Linked DNA regions of Mus musculus: all the other regions are linked to region 2. Evidence: chromatin loops called from intact Hi-C (ENCODE). Cell type or tissue: heart. All regions are shown on one strand.

What was found. Hi-C counts contacts between places; a loop is a spot of excess contacts. Peaks named below come from ENCODE experiments on the same cell type or tissue, not always from the same donor. Only the 100,000 strongest peaks of a DNase experiment are listed, where the experiment ranks them.
Region 1: a loop joins it to region 2, with 2.3 times the contacts of the local background. A loop is called at or near these places in 7 of 42 quality-filtered maps.
Region 3: a loop joins it to region 2, with 2.4 times the contacts of the local background. A loop is called at or near these places in 6 of 42 quality-filtered maps.

What each region holds. Positions count from the first base shown.
Region 1 is chr11:89,986,231-89,991,230 of GRCm38, forward strand. It overlaps Pctp (phosphatidylcholine transfer protein), which reads right to left. Exons shown (of 6, transcript NM_008796.3): 2 at 4,841-4,958; 3 at 2,465-2,544; 4 at 966-1,137. Among named protein-coding and RNA genes, the nearest start is that of Pctp, 14 kb to the right of the region's middle. In heart, a CTCF peak has its summit at 2,842 (motif pointing right); no DNase peak of the experiment used is centred here; H3K27ac peaks cover 308 bases; H3K27me3 peaks cover 405 bases.
Region 2 is chr11:90,035,440-90,040,439 of GRCm38, forward strand. It overlaps Tmem100 (transmembrane protein 100), which reads left to right. Exons shown (of 3, transcript NM_026433.2): 3 at 1-1,066. The coding sequence ends at 314. Among named protein-coding and RNA genes, the nearest start is that of Tmem100, 7.6 kb to the left of the region's middle. In heart, CTCF peaks have their summits at 1,177 (motif pointing right) and 2,747 (motif pointing right); a DNase peak (open chromatin) is centred at 2,742.
Region 3 is chr11:90,099,459-90,104,458 of GRCm38, forward strand. No RefSeq gene overlaps it. Among named protein-coding and RNA genes, the nearest start is that of Gm34726, 28 kb to the right of the region's middle. In heart, no CTCF peak of the experiment used is centred here; a DNase peak (open chromatin) is centred at 1,973; H3K27ac peaks cover 2,098 bases.

The DNA of each region.
Region 1 (5,000 bases), 49 kb before region 2:
AAAGCTCCGCAAAGCCGTCTTCCGACTGGGACCCAGACAGCGCAGAGGAAGGAGCACGTGAAATGCCCCGACCTGCCTTGCGGCTACTGACACAGGAGTACTGTTGAAAATGCAGCCAGGGAAACACTTGGCTGTGCTTTCTTAGACACCTGATGAACGCTAGACGTTTGCACATCATCGTTATCCAAACAGCCCCAAGGAACTGACGGTTAGCATACACGAGGAAATAAAGCTCAGAAAAATGAGAAGACAGACCTAACAAGCAGCAGACTTAGGGTTCGGATTTTGTGGGCCACATTCATGCCGGTATGGCAGATGCGGTTGCCCCGTTTTCCTTCTTGGAGACTGGAACTCGATGTTCTTAAGTCTCTGGCCTTGTGTGTGTGAAGGGCTGGATCCTCCAATCCACACCTGCCAATCCCCTAGCCCTGTCTAGGCTCGGTCCCTATAGCTACAGGGTAAGCCGGAAGCAACTCTTTCTAAACTCAAGGGTTTCAATGTTCTGATTTCATTTGGACAACAAAGAATGAATGGGTGGTGGGTGGGGCTGGAGAGTTGCCTCAGCTTTTAAGAGCCTGTATTGCTCTTAAGGAGGATCCTGGTTCAATTCCCAGCACCCACGTAGTGGCTGACAACCACCTGTAACTCTAGTCCCAGGAGATATGATGCCGTCTTCTGATCTCCACAAACATCAGGCAAGAAACGCATGTGGGCAAAACACACTAATGAACATGTAAGAATAAAATAAATAAATGTTAACAAGCAGAAGAGTGCACCGCATCAGACTGGAACATCTACACTGAGGCCTAGCCAATCTCTGATGTGGATCCAAACACTCCCACATGGCCACCTCACGTCTCCTTTGTTCCCGGGCCATGGTTACATTCACTGGATAAGCTTTTGCCTAAGCTGCCTCCTACTCAAATGGCACTGGCTTAGCTGCTGCCCTGCCCCGAAAGCTTTACCTCTGCTCCCCTTCTTGCCGTCACTCTCGATCGCCAGGCTCTGTTTGTACTGTTTCACTCGGATGACCCCAGACTTCTCGGGAAACTGAGGTGCCGAGATACTCTGGGCCAGGACCACGTAGATCTTCCTCCCGTCCACATCCAGGTCTCGGCGCTGGCGGGTGTAGACGTACTGCATAGCCAGTCAAGGCATGATGCCAGCGAAAGAGCAGCCCACACTGGTGGCAATGGAAGGTCTCTCTGCACCTTCCACGTAACAACTGGTCCCTTCTGCAGAATGCCCACTTTCCCTGCAGAGCTGAACCTCACAGTCAACGGTAATTCTCACTGGAGAGTGCCTGTTACCTGGCTGTGAGCAGATCCCCTGAATGCTTGGTTACACAAGGGTCACCTTCCTCCTTCTCCAGGAAGGCATCCTGAGAGCACTATTCACTTAGCTGTAATCATGGGGACGCTAATCAAACACTCTCAGGTCCACAGGCCGGGATGTTAGGGGCATTAGAGAAATCCAGGGGCAGAAAAACACTGGATAGAAATTGCATCAACCCATAGATATTGTCTCATCCGCAGCTGTCACCACAGACCTCTACCCATGGAAGGTGTCCTTGTCACAACTCAACTGTAGGAACACTTACGCACACCTCGAATTTTAGTAAGCAGATGTACTCTTTGAATTAACACTGGTTGACCAAGAACAGCAAAAACAATTCCACCTCTGGAAGCATGCACAAAACATTCCCAAGGTCGGCAGTGCTAGTCCATCAAAGACAATGACGTCTTTAAAAGCCTCAATCTTTACTTTCTATTCATTCTAAAATTAATGTACAAAGTGATCGGCTTCACGGTGGCCTCTTCTTCCATACAAATCATTATACTTTCTCATCTCCAATGTCCTTAGGTGGACTATTGTCAGGGCAGCTATTTGTCTGCAGCAACAACAATTAATAGGCTTAGACGGGAGGGAAAACTCCCTGCATTTCAGTCAACCACTTCACTTTATAAACGAAAAAATGGAAAGGAAAATCATACACCTGGTATCCAGGACAGCAGTCAAGAGGGCCACGCTGAAGAGAGGTTAGAAACAAAGTGGTGAGGCCTGGTTCCTCTGCCGTATCAGTCTGTCTGCCTGTTAGTTGTTAGCTCACGTCCATGGGACCCACCTGCTCTTCTGTGAGATCAAAAGATCTGGACTCACACTCTTCATAACCTGTTCTCCCCGGACTCCCAATTTTTGAGACTCATCAATTTCCACCTTTGACACTTTCTCTGGAGGTTGCCTTCCAGCGACCCCGGGTGTGGTTCCTGCCCTAAGTGGTCACACCCAGAAAGAACACTCTGGACTCTCCAAAAGTCACACAAGAAGCTCCAGGATTAGCATACAGTTCTGTAAGGACCCAAGACAGTGCCGTGACGTTAGTGGATCCCAGTGTAAGGGCGGCGGCTGGGGAACGCAGCACACGAAGAGAGACAAAGAACAGAGTGCCGTACAGAAAGGATACATCTCTGTTGGACAGCGGGAAAGGGTACTTCACTTCCCAGTATGCCACCATCTGTTCATCACTCTCCTTCTCGTAGAGTTCTGAAGCAGAACACAAGAGGTTAACGTACCTGCCAAACCCAGTGGCCTCAAGGAGCCTTTTCAGCCTCAGTGTGTGACAAACCCCTCAACTCACAAGACATAGAACTATTTTTTAAAACAAAAGTATATTTAATGTCGCTGAAAGCTTGCTGCCTAGGGGTGGTCTAGAGGACATGGAAACACAGAAAACCTAAATAAGCCCCCAACACTTGTCCATGGTACCAACAGAAGGCAGGGATAGAATGTAAGGAACCCGGTATAAGAAATTACCATCGGCATTAAAGCAGGCCAACCACCAGGTGTCACTAGAGGACCGGGAGTACCATCAAGGTTTGCCTCCCAACGCTTAGCCAGACACTGAGGAAGTCAGAGCCTAGCATGTATAAGTTCAGGACATCTGGGAAACAAAAGGCCCACAGAGAGCTGTGTTCTCAAACAGCCGGAACATGGCTGAACTATGGCTAACGCTGGGTTTCTTGTGTCTTTCCTCTAACCACCTGCTACAGCTTTGGGAACCAAATTCCCTTAATGTTTGTGCTCTAGTGTCAGGACATGCAAACTGTAGCTCTTGGAGGACAGAGTGAAAGAACCAAAGAGCAGCCTATGCTTAGCCTGTGCGGTGGGCTCCCATCTAACCATCCAGAGAGGATCAAGACATCCGTGGGTGAGATGTCAAGGGTCCATGTAGCATGTAGAAGAATGCTATCAGAAACAGACTGTTGATTAGGGAGCTTTGTGGCCTCTTGATGTCAATAGGACACTAAAGACAGTCATGAAGGGAAAGAATGAGTGGGCCTGTTGCCTCTGTGTGTTTAGTATTCTTGCTGCTCCCCCTCCCCCCCCACACTGCCCCCTCCCTCACACACTGCCTTACCCTTCTCTACTATGAGGTTTAAGTAGGTAAAGGAGCAATTTCAGGGTTTGGAAAAGGAGCAAGATATGACCATAATAAATGAATGACCATGGCCTTTTTAGGCCCAATGGATCACAAGACTCTTGGGTAGTCCTAAAACCCAAAAGCAGTACAGTCAGGACTTCCAGATTGTCCTAGCAAATCTAACAACAGCTTCACTGTACCAGAAACCACAGTGTGGACAGCTGATGGTAGGTTCTGCAGTTACTTTTCTTTTGTGCTCCCATCAATTTATTTATTTTACTTTTCATTTTTTAAAGTCAGCTACCTTAGCTGACATGAACAAAGGTGGTTTTACAGGCTAGCTACCTCCTCACATGGCTCTTTTCCAAGCAGGACCCACACAGGCATCTATGGGCAAAGTGTGTGTCACATGATTGCCTTATGGCTGCTGGGGGAGTGGGACGGTGTCAGTCGGCTCCCTTGGCTAGGCCCATGTGCTGACGTTCCCTAATGAAGACGAGTATGTGAGAGCATGAAGCTGCTGCCTGATTCCATGTCCAGGATTCACAAAACAAGCAGTCGCTTTGAGAAGAGCTGCAGAGAGTGAGTCCCGGCACTCTGGCTGACTTTATCGGGAAGGTGTGACTCTCTTTCCTGGAGTTATTTGCATGATGAGAGTCTGAGTCTGTATCTTCTGGAGGACACGTTCCCAAGGAACAGGAACCTGCCTGAGAATTAGGTCAATACAGAGGGGCACAGGCTAGAGCTGAAGAAACATCCGGATGGGGGTGCGCCTTTGACACTTGCAGTAGTCTTGACTAAACACTTCACTGTGCAAGTCTCTTCGACAGTGGCTGAGATGACAGGGACACTGACCCTCTGAGATGTAGGGGGTTCTCTGTTTAATGGTTTCCAACTCGGTGTTTCTCTCCATTATATAGACTATGTAGGCTGTAGATCCTGTCCCTGCTATGGGTCATGAGATGTTCTCAGATTACTAGTAGAGGAGGTGGGTCAGAGGACATCACCACCCCACAACCCCACCTGCCAGTGACTTCTGAACAAGCTGCTTTGCGCCCTCTGTCTTGAGGCTTCCTGGACCTCCAGGGCCCTCCAGCTACCCCCTCTCCCAGTCTCTCACTTCCTCACATGCATGCGCCCTTGCTCATCTGGAGATCTTTGATTCGATTTCCAAAAGGAAGTTTGGCTGCCTATCTTCTGGGAAGGCGTCCATGGCAATCAAGCTATGTGTGCAAGCACAGCTCCGGAAGCAAGGCAAAGCAACCGTGAGGACAGATGGAAGACTGCCTCGAAGCCTCTGTGAAGGTGAGTACTGGAGGTGGTGAAGGCCATGCTATAGCCTCAAGTATAACAAGACTAAATTAGTCAAAAGTAGATTAACTCTCAAAGGATTCTTAATTGACACAAGCCATCACTCACCTTTCACATACTGGTCCCATTGTTTTCTGTAGTCTAAGTCCATGTAAACATCTGCGAGGAGAGCCGGCGAGCAGCCTTCCAGGACACCGAACACCTTATACTCATAAAGTCCACTTGGCTATGGAGACAGAGGTGGGGGGAACAATTTGTTGATGCTGGA
Region 2 (5,000 bases):
TCACCACGGGACCCTTGGTCAGCGAGGTTCAGCTGATGGCCGCCACCGGGGGTGCCGAACTCTCCTGCTACCGCTGCATCATCCCCTTTGCCGTGGTGGTCTTCATCACTGGGATTGTGGTCACCGCTGTGGCTTACAGCTTCAATTCCCATGGTTCCATCATCTCCATCTTCGGCCTGGTCCTTCTGTCCTCCGGACTGTTTTTACTAGCCTCCAGTGCCTTGTGCTGGAAGGTGAGACAAAGGAACAAGAAAGTCAAGAGACGCGAGAGTCAGACCGCTCTTGTGGTAAATCAGAGGTGCTTGTTTGCTTAAGACTGAGTAAGAGCAAACGCGAACGCTCACCCGCCCACACTGCTCTAACTCAGTGAACTCATTCATAGGAAACCAGCCCGGTACCGGATGAGCTCAACTTTCGAATGAACTACCAAAATGAAAAATAGGGCATAGAGAGGACTGAAAATGAGGGGTCAAGACGGTTCCCCCTTGGTAGGGAATAACTCATCTTTAACGACAAACTTAACCCTAAGGGCTATTTCTAACACAGACAGAGGAATCAGCTTGCTTTTCCTGTTAAACGTTTAGGGAGTGTGGGAGATGCACAGCATTAAATAACAGTTGGTTCCATTTAGAAAGTACCCAAGGGAAGAATGGACAAATAATGAGAGCCCTGGCAAGTGGTGTTATAAAAACGTTCCACCAAAAGCCTACATTGGCTTGGCATTCCCACGTACCTAAGAAGTTCTGTTATATATATACATATATATTTTTTCCAATAAGTTGATTCTTTGCCCCCCCCTTTTTAAAAGAATTTTCACTTTCAGTAACATCACTAGAGGTACTTTATTTTGAAGAATAGACTAATATTTTTTATATTTTAACAATGGACAATTGTAGATGGTTGTAATGATATGTCAGAAGAAAACAGAAATGTAGGTAACACAGATGACACAGGGACAGTTAAATTAATATTGAAATAATCCAATCTAGCACCTTTGATGGCTTTTATACAAAAGTTCAGTGTGCATTTCACTCAAAATAATAAATGCTCATGGCTGCTGAAACTTAAATGCTAGTTTCTGCTGTCCTTATTATTTTCAGATTTATTTTATTTGAATTATGTATATTCCTGTGAGGCTGTGCTGGGGTTTGTGCAATGAGTGCAGGTGTCCTTGGAGTCCAGCAGAGGGCGCCTGATCTCCTGGAACTGGAGTTACAGGTCGTTGGAAGCTGCCTGGCCTGGATCCTGGGAACAGAATGTGGGTCCTTTGCAAGAACAGTGCACACTCTTAACCCCCGTGCCATCTTTCTCACCCTTGTCTTTATTACTTTTGTCGCTATTCTGAATTGTCCACTTCCCCTCATCTCATTTGTAAATTATCAGCTGCGTGTTTCTCAGCTGGAAATTTCTTCTTCTACTGGAAGATTGTTGTTTTCATTTCATGTTACAGTTCAGCAATACTTAATATATAATATATTAATATGTTCTTAAGGGTTTCTAAAAATGCCAGTAGGAAATCAGTGCCTGGGGTAGGAGATTTAACAGTGTGCTATTAAATGTGCCTTGTGCTTCTTGATGATTTAATTATGAACTGGTACGGGTTGCATATTCCACTGGTCATTGTACTGCACAAATAGGATAAGACTGTGGCTCTGAGCTAGCCAATATCCTATATACTCCAGTAAGAATCATTTCTCATTACTGTACTTTAAACTTCACTCAACCAGAGTAAGAAGACAGTTAAGGATGAAGTCTTAGCATTTGCAGAGACTGGAGGCACCTATCGTATTACATTCATTGGAAGGGATTCTATTGAGGGACTTCCTAAAGTCTGCCAGTAGCCATCTGACATTGGCTACTCCCCAGTCCTTGCTAGCTTTTGTAGTTGGAAACACCTTAATGTTTCTAATAACATTGAATGCCAGTGAATGAATAGGGCTCACTGCAGGGCAGGGACTGCCCTGTCTTGATATGGTTTTTTGGTTTTGTTTTTAAGTCCATGACAGGCAAAAAGAAACTGCTGTATAAAGAAACTTCTCAGGGCAAGTTGAAGCTTCTCTGGACTGCTCTAAACACATCTCATCTTTCACTCCCAATCCAATAACCCTGTCGTATGAGTCAGCCAGACTAACTCCACCAACCTGCATTAGGCTCTGGTTTTCCTGCCTCTGTGTCTGCCCAGACGTTTCTCTCTCCCTTATAATGGTAACACCATTTTTCACATCCCCCTCTCCATCCCAGGCGACCCAAATCTTGCTTCTCATCAGCACTCTGGCTCCAAAGCTACCTCCTCCCGGAAGCCTGTCTCCTCTGTGAACACACTGTGCTTTCCCCAGCTACTGGTTCTTATCGTTTATGGCAATTTCAGCTTCTCATTACATGGGCGATATAAGTGTGTTTATTTCTCCCTTATAAGCCTTCTTAGACAAATCTGTACAGTATACTGTACCTAGTGTGCTGGCTGGTGCATTAGCTTGCACAGGGAAGAAACACAACAAATACTCAAATGAGGTGTTAAATAAACTCAAGAATGAAGAGTGAGCGGCTTATCCAGAAATACAGTCTATTCTTATATCTTGAGAGAAAACGTTTTGATTCTCAACTTCCCCAAGAATATGTTACCAGGCATTCCCCAGCTTCATGGCAAAGGCAGGTTAGGGTTAAGAAATGGTCCTCTGTTCTTGAGCTAAGTGCCCACCCAGCCCTTAAAAATGATTGAAAAGCAAACGCGTGAATTACTTCTGGCCACCAGGGGGCCTCATGCTGCTACCCGAGTCTCCAGAGAAATCCTATGGGATGACTTAACTGCTGAACTGATGGGATAGAATCTGCAGATAGCCATATGGTTCCTAGCTGAAAGGAACAGATGTTTTAAGTGCCTCCTTTCCATCCACTTCCCTAAGTTTTTCTTAAACAATGGAGATTTCCTAATATGGAGAGACTTTGGGGATTCACCGGGCCTCATCCCTATAAAGCCACCAAGGTAGTCCTAATATGCTGCAAATGGCAACTATAATAAGGAAACTAGACAAGACTTGAATTACAATCATAATTGCAGCATGCCATCCATGCTTGAGTAGCATCTGGCTTTACAAATGGTTCTATCATACACAGGGAAACGTGGGCTAAATGTGCCCTCATATATGATGCAAGCTGCTGTGTAAGTATGTATATATGCAGGGTCTCACACTAGAGCCCAGGCTAGCCTCAAATGTGTGGCAATCCTTCTGTCTCAGCCTCCTGGGTGCTGGAATTACAGGAGGGAGGGGAAGGGAAGAGAAGAATGAGGAGAAGCAGAAGGCTGGGGGAGAGAGGAGAGAGGAGAGGGAGAGGGAGAGGGGGAGGGGGAGGGGGAGGGAGAGAGGAAAGAGGAGAGAAAGGGAAAAGATCATGGATTTTGAACTTGGAAGAAATGGTTATATAAACTCTCCTGTTAAACTAACGAGGTAATCTTGAGAAAATAAGTTTCCTTTTCAGAATGAAGTTAGTTTATAAAGACATGTTTTTATTTCCTACCCCATAAAGCATTATGGGGGCTTCAGGGATGACTCAGTGGTTGGCAGCACTTGAGGAAGAACAGTCTGTGTTCACCTGAAACCACACATGTGCCCCCCTGTCTCACACTCACACACATACACATACACAAACACACACCACACACACACACATGCGCACACTAAAAATTCAACACATCTTAAAAACAACGTACTATAAAGTTTGGAAACTGCTACTTGTAATATCCCTTATATTGACTGCAGCTTCCCTCTCTGAGGGTCTCCACAGGTAGTAAAGCATCAAGCAGTTACTGGTTTGGATTGACTGTCCTTAACTAGCTACTCTGTTTAACCTTGACACAATCCACAGGTTGTCTAGTCCCAAAGTCATCTGGAGGAAGTCTCTTCCCCAAAGATGAATAAGCCTACGCACACAAGGTGCGGGGTGGGGGTGGGGGGATGGGAATGGGGGTGGGGATGGTGTCAGGAGAATAAGTCAATGAATAGATCAGCAGAGAGAAACGTTTTCCTCGGTGCCCCTCTCCTATGGACCTGTCTGTCATTTCATTCACTTTTATCCTTATCACTCTGCTGACAAGATGACTGAGGTAGAAATCAGCAGAGAGCCACTAGGTATATATATTTTCAACCTTGTGGTTTTGAATTCCAAGGGCCTAAGTCCCTACATTTTGGCATCCATGAGGAATTACCATCACTCCTGACTCTGTTACTTGCTCTGTTTTAACAGGACCCAGGCCCAGCTGCCATTCATCAACAGGTTGTACCTCACCATACTGTGAGGCTAGGACTCCACTCTGCTGCACAGGCTTGTTGACCCAGGGACTCACAGTCAGGGAGGCCTAGCACTGGGATGAATGAGTGGTGGGCATGTGGTGGTCTGAATAAGAGTGGCCCCCATAAACTAATGTGTTTGAATGCTTGGTGCATACAGAGTGGCAGTCTTAGGAGGTGTGGCCTTATTGGAGTGGGTGTGTCCTTTTGGAGGAAGTATGTCACTGGGGGGGGGCGGGCTTTGAGGTCGAAAGCTCATGTCAATTCTCTTCCTGCTGCCTGTGGATCCAGATGTAGAATGCTAAGCTCCTCTCCAGCACCATGTCTGCCTGCATGCCAGTATGCTACCCACCATGATGATAATGGGCTAAACCTCTGAACTGTAAGCCAGCCCCAAAGGAATGATTTCCATTATAAGAGTTGCTTTGGTCATGGTGTCTCTTCACAGAAATAAAAACCCCAAGTCAGGGCACACCACTGCAGTTAGTATGGTGTCTCTTTCCTATGGAGATATTGTAACAAAAATGCCATAGACTGTAGGGCTTGTGAATGCAGAAATGCATTTGTCATAGTTTTAGAGCCTCCAAAATCTAAGCACAAGTCAGTGACAGAGCTTCTGTCTGATAAAATCATTCTCTCTTAAGTTCATAAACAGGTCTCTCACCATGTACCCTCAGAGGAGATTCTACAGGGTCACAATCCCATCCTAGAGGA
Region 3 (5,000 bases), 64 kb after region 2:
AGACTGGGATGGTTTGGGACTGAGGCTGGGTGGGACAGGAGATGATGACAACCCACAAACCAGGGATGCAGTAACCCCCCCAGTGGGACTTTAGTTTACAGAAACACCCTAGGCAGGGATGTGTGGTCTGGATTTACAAGCCTTAAACTGGAAGTTCACAGAGGTCTCTCAAGTTCATGAGGGACATGTGCCCTTGGCATCTGTGCTCCTCTTTTAAAAGTAAGAAGTTTATAGTATGCTAATACGTGTTGGAGGACAGTATTATAGGGTTAAACAAAGAAACTAAAGCAATGAGAAGGGATCAAAATTCAAAGGGGCGTCACAGAGGCAAGCACGTTTAAGTAGTCCTAGAAAAAGCCCAGTAACAGCAGAGTAGGGAGAAGGAGGGTGTCCCAGGTGGAATGGGAACAGCTTATTCCAGGGTTTCTCCAACAGCAACATGTGGGACAGTAGACCATGCCTTGAAACTTGGTAAGGTAGAGCCGGTCTGAGACCCCGGCACCCATGTACCACACCCACCTGAGATGATAGGCACCTCCCTGCTTCCTGCCAGATTCCTGGTCTTGAACCTGTGCCACACTTCCCACATAAAGAAACGTGGACCTGTAGTCTCGTAGCCCCAGGACAGAGTTCTCCATGTTAATGAGGTACCTAGAAGCCCTGAGGGTTTAGCCAATAAGTTTCCATTCCCAGACTTTCCCTCCCTGCAAAAGGTATTAAATTTAATCTCTAGCCCACCATGAGGAGTTGGCATGCATCCATCTTCCACAATGAACAACCACGAAACAGTTAGGAATCAAGGACTGTCTCTTTCATTGAGAACCACTCTGGGGAGCATGGAGAAGGTCATTGCTTACAGAGCCATAGCCTAAATCTCCCATAGAAGGCCTCTAAGGACAATCCCTGATGAGCTAAGCTGGAGCTCCCATCCCCCTGGCCCCAGGCTTGACACTATCCTCATCCTGTGTAGCCCACCTCCCCACACACAGCTCCCAACTCCTTGCAACTCACCAGGGCCAGAATGTCCAGGAGTTTGGGAGCCCCTGGACCCCTGACACTTAGTTCCCTACTTCTCCGTACAGTTTTCTAGCAGTGAATAGATTCCCAGGAGCTGGGGAATATCAGCTTTGGCTTTCCACATCTTAGACAGTGTCTTTCTACTCCATGAACGGTGTCTTGGCACTTCCCTGAAGCCCAGCACTCGAAGGCAAAGGCACTGGGGAAACACAGTCAAGCACTACCCGAGTTTCACCTCACAAGTGAAGGAGTGCCCCACACCCCAGCAGCAGGGCTGAATTCAGACCACCAGCATGATCAATAATTATCACATGACTTGTTCTGTGCATCTCTGCCCTCTACTTCCTAAAGATCAGTAGCAACATCCTACTCCAACCCTATCAAAGATGATCCCAAACACTGCCAAATGCCCGCCCGAAAGACAATGCAAAGGACACAGTTGAAGGATGTCATTCCTTGAAGTGGATGCTCATTCTCTAAAGATGTCAGTAGTGAAAGACCACATTGGCAAGAAGGCTGTGCTGATAGCCAGCTATCCTCTGGTCATTCTATTGACATCCTGTGGTATGGCCTGGCAGTAAAGATGGGAACTCTATGAACAAATGCCATTGCCCAATCTAAGCTTTTTAAAAAATAAGTGGGAGCGTGTGGGCAATGACTTAGAGATACACACCAAGCCCAGGTCAGAGCACTCCGCAGAAGTCTTACAAGACAATAAATACATCCATTCTTCTCCCTTGTCACTCGGGTCTGCAGATAGTTTGTGACTCTTATCCTAAAGACTTCCTCTTACCCTGGGCCAACATGCCTGGCCTTGACCCTGAAGCAGTCAGTGACTGGCTTGTTCCTCCGAAGGCTCGGAACACCTGTGACCTTACCCCCTTATTTTAGTAACAATTCTTGAAGCAGCCAGAGGCATACACCCAGAAGCCCTTTCGACTGTTTGTTGTGTTGTTGCTAGCGGAGCCTGAGGTCTAAAAGGGGTTTCCAGGGCTTGTTGATTAGTTATCTGCTGTCCGGGGAGCCAGGGACACAGTGTGCGTAGGGGTTGTTCAGTGTACGAGCCTGGTTGGAACTGGTAGTTATTTAAAGACTCGGACAGTAGTGTCAATGTCCCTTTGACATTTTTTTTTTGAGATACTTTAAGGGGCCAGGAGTAAAGGCTAGCTGATTCTTCCACTTAGCCTTGCTAATTTGGGATTTGAGCTGCAATTACAAACAGCTGTTGCAACATCTCCAGATTCCTAGGCAAAAAAAAAAAAAAAGGTGATTTGTGAAATTTTCAAAGGCCTCCTCAAGATTATGGTAACTGAGTTTCCTTATTTGTCATTAGGATGAGTTTGGGGATGAGACACTATGGGTTGTAGGCTCAAGCTCTACTACATTTGGGCAAAATAAATGTCCTGTAATTATGAAGAGTATGTGTGCCCAATAAATATTTGTCAGATACCTACTGGGGTCCCAGATATGAGAGCTTACTAAAAACGTAGTGCTAATAAAAATTTACAAAAATAAATAAATATGGTATGCCCAGAAATCCACATAAATTTACACCTTACATAATTAGCTTCTCATGGGCACGTCCTCTATGCAAACATGGCTAGGCTAGGTATAAAATATAGCAAGAACACTTTCCTTGTTCTAGATGAATTAACAACCTGCTTTGATAAACCAAAACCAAAACACACACATACACACCACACACCCAAACACACACCACCACAACACACACACTCACACACACACCCTAAACAATAACCACCTACTATATAATAAGTATACTTCATCTGTTTCATAGCATGATAAACAGACAAATCAGAATAGAAATTTTTATAATCTCCCTTGGAATCAAGAAAGGCTTCTGAGAACTTGATTGAGTCATTAAAATTTTATATACCACTATTCGCTAGTCCAGTGCCTTTTATGTGGTGGATATAAAAGCTAATTAAGTAATGTGTAAATTATGTGGATTTCTTGACACACCATATTTACATATTTTTGTAAACTTTTATTAGCATTACGTTTTTAGTAAGCTCTCATAGCTGGGACCCCAGTAGGTATGACTGTTAAATCAAGACCAATTTTTTTCCCATCAAGCTCAGAGTACAGTTGAAACACTGAGATATGGGTATAATCTATGACCACTGCGGTAATCCTTAGAGCAGTTTGTCATTTTTGACATTATTATAAAGTAGAGAGTTGTTTTCTTTAGTTGTCTTGTCTTTCAGAAAAAGGTCAGGAAAGCAAACAAACATGAAACTCCTTAAACTTCTGGACAATTTGAGATAGGACTCAACAATCTAAGCACCGTCCCCTTTGTCTGGGAGTCCATTTCGTTCCAAGGATCCTTTTAAACGAACTTCTGCTCAAGTGGTAAGATGACATTTCACATCCTAGCTCGCGTAGTGTGCAGGAAGCTCAGATGGAACAAGAGCATGTTGGTTAGAGAGTTAGGAAGGAATAGGTATTTATTTCTTCTAACAGTAGGCAGAGTTGCTCTTTGTTTGCTTTTTGGTTCATTTCTTCCCTCTCTCTCACAGAGAGAGGATCACGGCTTGGTGGTGGAGGGCTGGCTGCTTAGCAGACGCCATTCAGCACATGCGCACTGAGCTCCACAGTGTGCTATTTGAGAACAGTGGTGAGAGCTGAATTTCATCCTCAGTGAGTTTCAGAGCTATTACATTTATCGATTAATGTATTCACTTACTTATTTTATGTGGGCTCATGCAATGGCATCACATGTGGAGGTCAGAGAAAAACTTGTGGAAGTCTGTTCTCTCCTTCTAGCATCTGGGGTCCTAAGGAATGGACTCAGGGCTTCAGACTTGAAGACACATGCTTTTGGCAAGAGTCATATTGCTAGGCCATTTGTAGAAACTAGAAAAACCACATACATGTCATTTCTGGCAGAATTTGATACACTTTATAATTATGAAAGGTCCTTTTAAATCCTAGATAAGGATGAGAAGAGAAAAAAAAAAAAAAGAAGCCGAGTGGATCAGATTACACTTTCTCCGTTCTCTGCTGTTGCAGGGCCAACCACCCCAAGACTGCTGACTTAAAGCAATAGCCATTACCAACTGCATGGTTTCTGTAAGTCAGAAGTCCAGGCCTAGGGCCCAGGAGGATAGCATCACCAATAAAGAGCTTGCCTTGCAAACACAAGAATCAGAGTTTGGTCCTCAGAACTTGTGGGGGGGTAGGGGTGGTAGAAAATACAGGTATGGGAGCATACACTTTTATATTAAATTTTCTATGGGATAAATTTGCAACATGTGTCTCTGTTCCATCTTTGCTTTTCCTTCCTTCCTCTCTCTTAGGAAAAGTAGAACAAAAAATTAAGAAAGTTAAAAAAATTCTATAAAACAAAACTCAAAACAGTTAAGGGACCAATAAAATACATACACACACACACACACACACACACACACACACACACACACACACACACTCACACACACATCAAAGAGTCCACAGAAATACCATTGAGTTCATGTTGTGTTTGGCCAACTACTCCTGGGTATGGGTCCTGCACTGGAATGTGGTTGATACGCTCAGTGACAATTGTATTGGAGAAAACTGATTTTTCCCACTGCCAGCCAATGGGCATCAATTACAAATAGTTTCTTGGTTAGGGGTGGGATCTCACATCTACTTCCTTCTTGCAGATTATAATACACATTTGTAATTGCATCTTTAGGGAGGCAGAGACAGGCAGATGCTTAGGATTCTCTGGCTACCCAGCTTAGCTAGCTTGGTTAGTTCCCAACCAGTCCTGAAAGAAAATAGAAGAAGCCTTTCTCAGTCCTGAATAGCTTTTGACAGTTAATGGTTGCAGGGCTGGGGAGTAATCTGTCTTTAGTGGTATCAATACTGATAGATTGCCCATGCTCCGGGAAATATACTACATATACCTACACATGCCCATTCAAGCAACCCTAATTAAACTCAGGGACACACACAAGCATAGCATAGCACAGCAC